Linked DNA regions of Homo sapiens: region 2 is linked to region 1. Evidence: chromatin loops called from intact Hi-C (ENCODE). Cell type or tissue: PC-9. All regions are shown on one strand. Links, peaks and the distances in the headings refer to the core of each region. The heading gives the core; the rest is flanking DNA.

Region 1 (2,926 bases), core at 135-2,634:
TACAGACCAAAAAGTTGTGTGCCTGAGACTCAAACTGGACCAAAGTCGAAAGAACAGTCAAGACTGCACTCCAGAAATAGCACGAGATAATTGCATCATTAAGTGGAATTTTACGCCTAAATTGTATACATGTATGTGTACAGATGTATATATACACATATATTTATAAATGTGTATGTGTATTTCACACACACACACGACTTTCACTTTCATACTTTCACAGTTCCCTGTCATATGACCTTTTTTCTTACATAAGGGACATGCATCTGATTAAACAATGAACACATATTTATTATTTTTTAAAAATAAAATGAGCGGGGTGCGGAGTGGAGTGGAAGCACATGCCGCTAGCAAAATGGGCACCGGGGCTTCGGTCTTCGCTGAGAGAAATTGTCTCCATTTTCATATGAAGGACAAGATGGACCCTAAAGCAAATAATAATGTTTAGGAGAGCGCTGGGATCTATTTTTTCTCGCAATGTAAAGAAATTTTACCCCAGCTTTCCTCCTGGGTTAGCTCTATCAATATTAGGAGCCTTTCTGCAACCATGGTTTGTCTGCACTTCCTTTACTTAACACCTCCATTTGCTGCCATTTGCCTACCGCGGCGATGGTGTCGGGCATTGGCAGCGTCACTAAATCACCCTCATTTCCCGGCCCTATGACTGAAGCGGGCCCGGGCCATTATCGCCTAATGGCGTGTTCTGCTGCTGCGGCTCTTCTCAAATCCGCGATGGACAGGCCTCAGGATGCATTTTAGCGTCATTGTAATTGAGCGCGGAACGCTCTGGCTTTTTTAGACCTGTTTTCCGGTCTTGTAGGGGGTGACCGACGAGAGATAGCAAGCAGGTGCGATGGGCAGTGGGGGGGTCACCTTTTCACACCGAGGACAGCAGCAGCAAAGAACGATTCGCTGGGGGACGGAGGAAATGAGAAGCTAGGGCAGGCTTTTCAGCATCACCTAAAGACTTGAGTTGTCAAATGCAGCGTCCCTGCCAGCGCTGATTCTGCCCAGAGCGGCTCTGCTAACCTAATGGGTTTCCAAAATCTCCTCTGAGTGCTCAGATGTGAATCACCGACTTCCAGAATGCATGCTGTCTCTCAGCGGCACAGATTCCTGCTGGCCCCCTGGGGAATTTTAATAACATGTCATTTAACAAATTAGAAGGTGAAGCAAATTAAATACAGTAAATCAAAGCAAAGCTTGAAAAACAAAGTAGAATCAAGCAGGCCTTTTCAAAGCATGCAGATTTGAAAAATGTAAGGTTTCCAAATGGTTAGCAAAAAAGGGAAAAGTTACCATAGCAACTCCTAAAGTCTGTCTAGCTAGTGGCCACATGCTTTCAAGTGTCCTACTCTATAGTGGGAGATATTTGAGGGCAGTTTCTAGATTTTTTTTAAATTAAGGAAATGAATAAACAAGCTTAATGGATTAGTATCCACATTAAATTACAAGCATCAGCCTTCCAAGGCCTGAGATTTCTGGCAAGGAACAGCTGCTGTGGGTAATGCGGACTGGCCACTTGGTGTCGCTGTTGTTCCGCTGCTGGGTTCTGCAGCGCTGTCCCCCGCTGGTGAGATGTCCTCCCTTTCAAGTAGATGCTTTCTGTGAGCCGCCCTAACATGCATTTATTCAAAATGTATTTATAGTGTCTGCCATGTGCCAGAAACCATGCGAGTCTCTGGGGATAGGCTGGTGAACAGTTTGTGGAGTTCACAGTCTAGCAAGAGAGACAACCAAACAAATGAAATAATTACACTTTGTGATTAGGTCTATGAAGGAAAAGATCAGACTCCTAGGATGGAGACTAAGGTGGGCAACAGCTTTTTTGCAAAGTCGTCAGAGAAGACCTGTCTGATGACTTATTAGGCTGAGACCTGAAGGATAAGAAGGGCCGTGGACCTGGAAGGGATAGGTGAAGAGTGTACGAAGAAGAGGGACAGCGAAGCCCACCAGGGCTGCTGCACAATGAGGGAAGAGGTTGTGGCCAGGGATGAGCAGGTAGGGACCGGATCATGCAGAAACCTTTAGGCCAGGGTCACGCTTCTGTTCAGATGTTATTCCTGGCCAAAGGAAATGTCTTGAAGATAATTCGATTATTATTATTTGTTTAAATAATTTCCTTTTCACACCGTATTGCAGTTCCCACTGTATCACCTGTTGCTTTAGACACGTGAACACTTAGAAAATGCATATTCAATATTATAACAATTTAATTTTTTAACACAGCTATTGTTTTCCTAATACAAACTATGGGATATAAAGCTTAACAAAATCTTTGCTGGTGGGGCAGAGTTTAAGAAATCTGAGAGGCCAGGCACGCTGGCTCACGCCTGTAATCCCAGCACTTTGGGAGGCCAAGACAGGTGGATCATGAGGTCAGGAGTTCAAGACCAGCTTGGCCAGCATGATGAAACCCCGTCTCTACTAACAATACAAAAATTAGCCAGGCGTGGTGGTAGGCGCCTGTAATTCCAGCTACTTGGGAGGCTGAGGGAGAGAGTCGCTTGAACCCAGGAGGTGGAGGTTGCAGTGAGCCGAGATCACACCACTGTACTCCAGCCTGGGCGACAGGGAGAGACTCCATCTAAAAAAAAAAAGAAAAAAAAAAGAAGTCTGAGAGAAGCAGTCAAAAAGCATATGGTGAGAGAGCACTGCACTGTGACATGAGTTGGGAGACGTGGGCCACTGCCCCCCTTATAGCGCTTCTCACATTGTGGTCATTACCCCCTCACTTCTCTTCTGCCTCACTAGACTTGGGATCTAGAGGCAGGCACTGCCCTACCCACCTTAGTAACCACCACGATTAGCACAGGAACACAGCAGGTTCTCAATAAGAGCTGGATGGGAGGATGGATGCATGGGAAAATGGGCAGGCTCAGGGTAAGAGGTGGCTCATGCCTGTAATCCCAGCACTTTGGGGGGC
Region 2 (2,926 bases), core at 121-2,620, 850 kb after region 1:
ACAGTTGATTAATAGGTTAAAAAATGATAAATTCTCCTTAGAGCACTTAAGTACAATGTTATTTATAATGTGTTCTGTATGTTAAATTAACATATAGTATTCCCTTGTTAGCATGAATCCCAGAGATTTGATATTTAGAAAGTAGTGAATTTAGTTTGTAAGAAGGCTTACTTTTAGATGCTCAAATAGATAGCTCCGACTACCTTCACATAGACTAAGGATTTATTTAATTTGTTTATTTAATATGGATCATGTTTCCAAAGGGAAGTCAGGAAATATAAGTGAGTGAATTTCACTTGGTAACAATGAATTTTTTTTTCTAATCAAGAAAAATTGCCTAAGGTATATGTAGCAAATGAAACTGACCAGGAAGTCCTTTTTAAGTATTTATATTTTTATTTTAGTACTTTGAGCTAAATAAGTATAACCTTGTGGAAGTGTGAAAGACACTCTTGGGATTCATATCCATTTAATCCAAAGAATTCACAAGTGTAAAAGAAAATTTTCTTCCTTTTTCATTGTTATTGTTTTCAGTTAAAAGTGCATCATTTTTACCTAGAAATATCTTTCAGATTATACTGGCACAATGAAATAAGACCCCCTCCAAATATCTGTATTCTTTCAAATTTAAGAGTGAGTCTTTGCGGCAACTGAAAACAAAAGAACAAGAAGATGATCTAACAAGTCAGACCTTATTTGTTCTCAAAGACATGAAGATCCGGTTTCCAGGAAAGTCAGATGCAGAATCAGAACTTCTGATAGAAGATGTGAGTATGTGATGTATCTAAAATGCCAAGGAGCTGGTACCTTTTTATTCTTCTTAAAATATTAAAATTTATTTCCTGAAGGCATTATGCTCAGTGACATAGTAAATTTAATTGATGTTCTTTTCAACCTCTACTAGCTTTAGAAAATACAGGGGTTTATTTTAATTGTTACAATTCATGGACAGTGAGATCAGATTATAATCAGCAGTACAAAGTATCTTTTAGTATATAGTGCTATTTTAATGATAAGTCTGCTTCATCAAGTCAGAATAATTAGTGTTAAATAATTATTGTTCTTAATGATTAATCAAATATCATGTTAAACCTGCTTCTATAAAGATTTAGAAAGAACTAATATGGAATGGGGTATGATGAAAAATGTGGGGCTGTGGCATAAAATGTCAAGAATATTTGAATGTGACACCTTGAATGTCACATTTTTGGGGTCAGATTTTTGAAATGACTTATGCTGAGCTGTGTGTTTTTCTTGTTACACACACATGTGCACCACCCAGTGGAACATTCTAAAATGTCAGAGGGTCCTAAAATTCACATTAAAACCAGTGACTTACTCCTAATTTAGAAAGAGGGTCCAAGTTATTTCAGATAATTTTTGTGAAAGCGCATTTCTTCATGCAAGGTTACATTTCTTCATTCAAACATCCTTTTCGTTCCTTCAGTAATAGAACCTTGTTTTTTGGGGGCCATATGTATATTTATAAATATATAAAAATATATTTTGGGCCATTTTTTTTTTTACAGATATAATTTTATAAATTATGTATATAAAATATATGTTTTTTTTTCCCAGAGGAGAGGGCACCATCTAGTGGCCAGTTATAGGATAAAAACTACAGCCATGCACTTGGCATTTTCGTTTTTTAGCATATACTTTAGACCTGTCTGAAGTAAGTGTGTAGAAACAAAAAGCAAACAAACAACAATAAAAGAGACTTTCTTGCTAAAAAACACCCATAACTAGAATTTATATTATGTACTGATGACACAGTCATAAGCAAAGCCCCCAATTATTATATATTTTGTTGTTATATATATTTTTAAAAAGTGAAAATGGTAACTTGTTTGCAAGCTAGGTGCTACTTAGTTACATTAAAGGAAATGAAAGAAAGCATTGGATGTTAAGTATTATACTAGATGTGCTTTTATTTACCTATGTCATCTTATTTGATAAAATTTTCTATATATAGCCAATGACTTTGTAGCACTTTATTTTATATATTTCTTAGAGATATTAGTTATATCCCATCTTTTTGAATCAGGTAGAAGAAAATTAAACAATCAAAGAGTAAAACTAATATTTCTGACTATCATGATTGTTCTATAAAGAATGTATATAGGCTTATATAATTAATAAAATATAATGAATATTTATAGCAGACATCAAATTGTTTATTGTGTGTTCACTACATGTGGTAAATATTTTAATCTGTTTACTACAGTATATATTACAAGACTATATATTCAGAAGTTTTGCAGACTTGCACAAAAATAAAACAAAGTAGTAGAATTCTCATATAGGCTGCCTTCTAATGCATTATTCAATATTTTATTACTATGAATGATAAATCAGCCTCTAAAATACAAATGAAAAATCTATTTCTTGGATTTCTTGCCAAATCTTATGTGCCTGAAGACATTTGACTTTCATTCATTGGAGATTGTTTTTTGTTTTTGAGACAGAGTCTCATTCTGTTGCCCAGGCTGGAGTGCAGTGGTATAATCTCAGCTCACTGCAACCTCCACCTCCTGGATTCAAGTGATTCTTGTGCCTCAGCCACCCAAATAGCTGGGATTACAGGCATGCACTACCACACCCAGCTAATTTTTACATTTTTCTTAGAGACAGGGTTTTGCCATATTGGCCAGGCTGGTCTTGAACTCCTGGCCTCAAGTGATCTGCCTGCCTCAGCCTCCCAAAGTGCTGGAATTACAGGTGTGGGCCACAGAGATTGTATTCTTAATACAACTAGAATAGAAAGCTTTGGATGTAGATGGTTTCTTTAATTTGTATTAGAAATCTTTGCACATGTGTTTTTATGAAAGTTGGCATTATTTGTTGCAAGTATATTATAGTGCTTTCATTACACAAATTAATTTAAAAAATGGGTTTCAACCTGTAAATTTCTTAATGTTCCTCC

The links. A loop is a pair of places that touch in the nucleus more often than their neighbours do. Peaks named below come from ENCODE experiments on the same cell type or tissue, not always from the same donor. Only the 100,000 strongest peaks of a DNase experiment are listed, where the experiment ranks them.
Region 2: it touches region 1 in a loop (7-fold over the local background); 19 of 110 quality-filtered maps call a loop at or near these places.

The regions. Positions count from the first base shown.
Region 1 is chr1:84,752,332-84,755,257 of GRCh38, reverse strand. No RefSeq gene overlaps it. Among named protein-coding and RNA genes, the nearest start is that of SSX2IP, 63 kb to the right of the region's middle. RefSeq lists a silencer at 1,564-1,613. In PC-9, for the core only: CTCF peaks have their summits at 1,329 and 1,531 (motif pointing right); a DNase peak (open chromatin) is centred at 1,547.
Region 2 is chr1:83,904,170-83,907,095 of GRCh38, reverse strand. TTLL7 (tubulin tyrosine ligase like 7) reads left to right here. Exons shown (of 21, transcript NM_024686.6): 17 at 633-767. Among named protein-coding and RNA genes, the nearest start is that of LINC01725, 45 kb to the right of the region's middle. In PC-9, for the core only: a CTCF peak has its summit at 1,650; no DNase peak of the experiment used is centred there.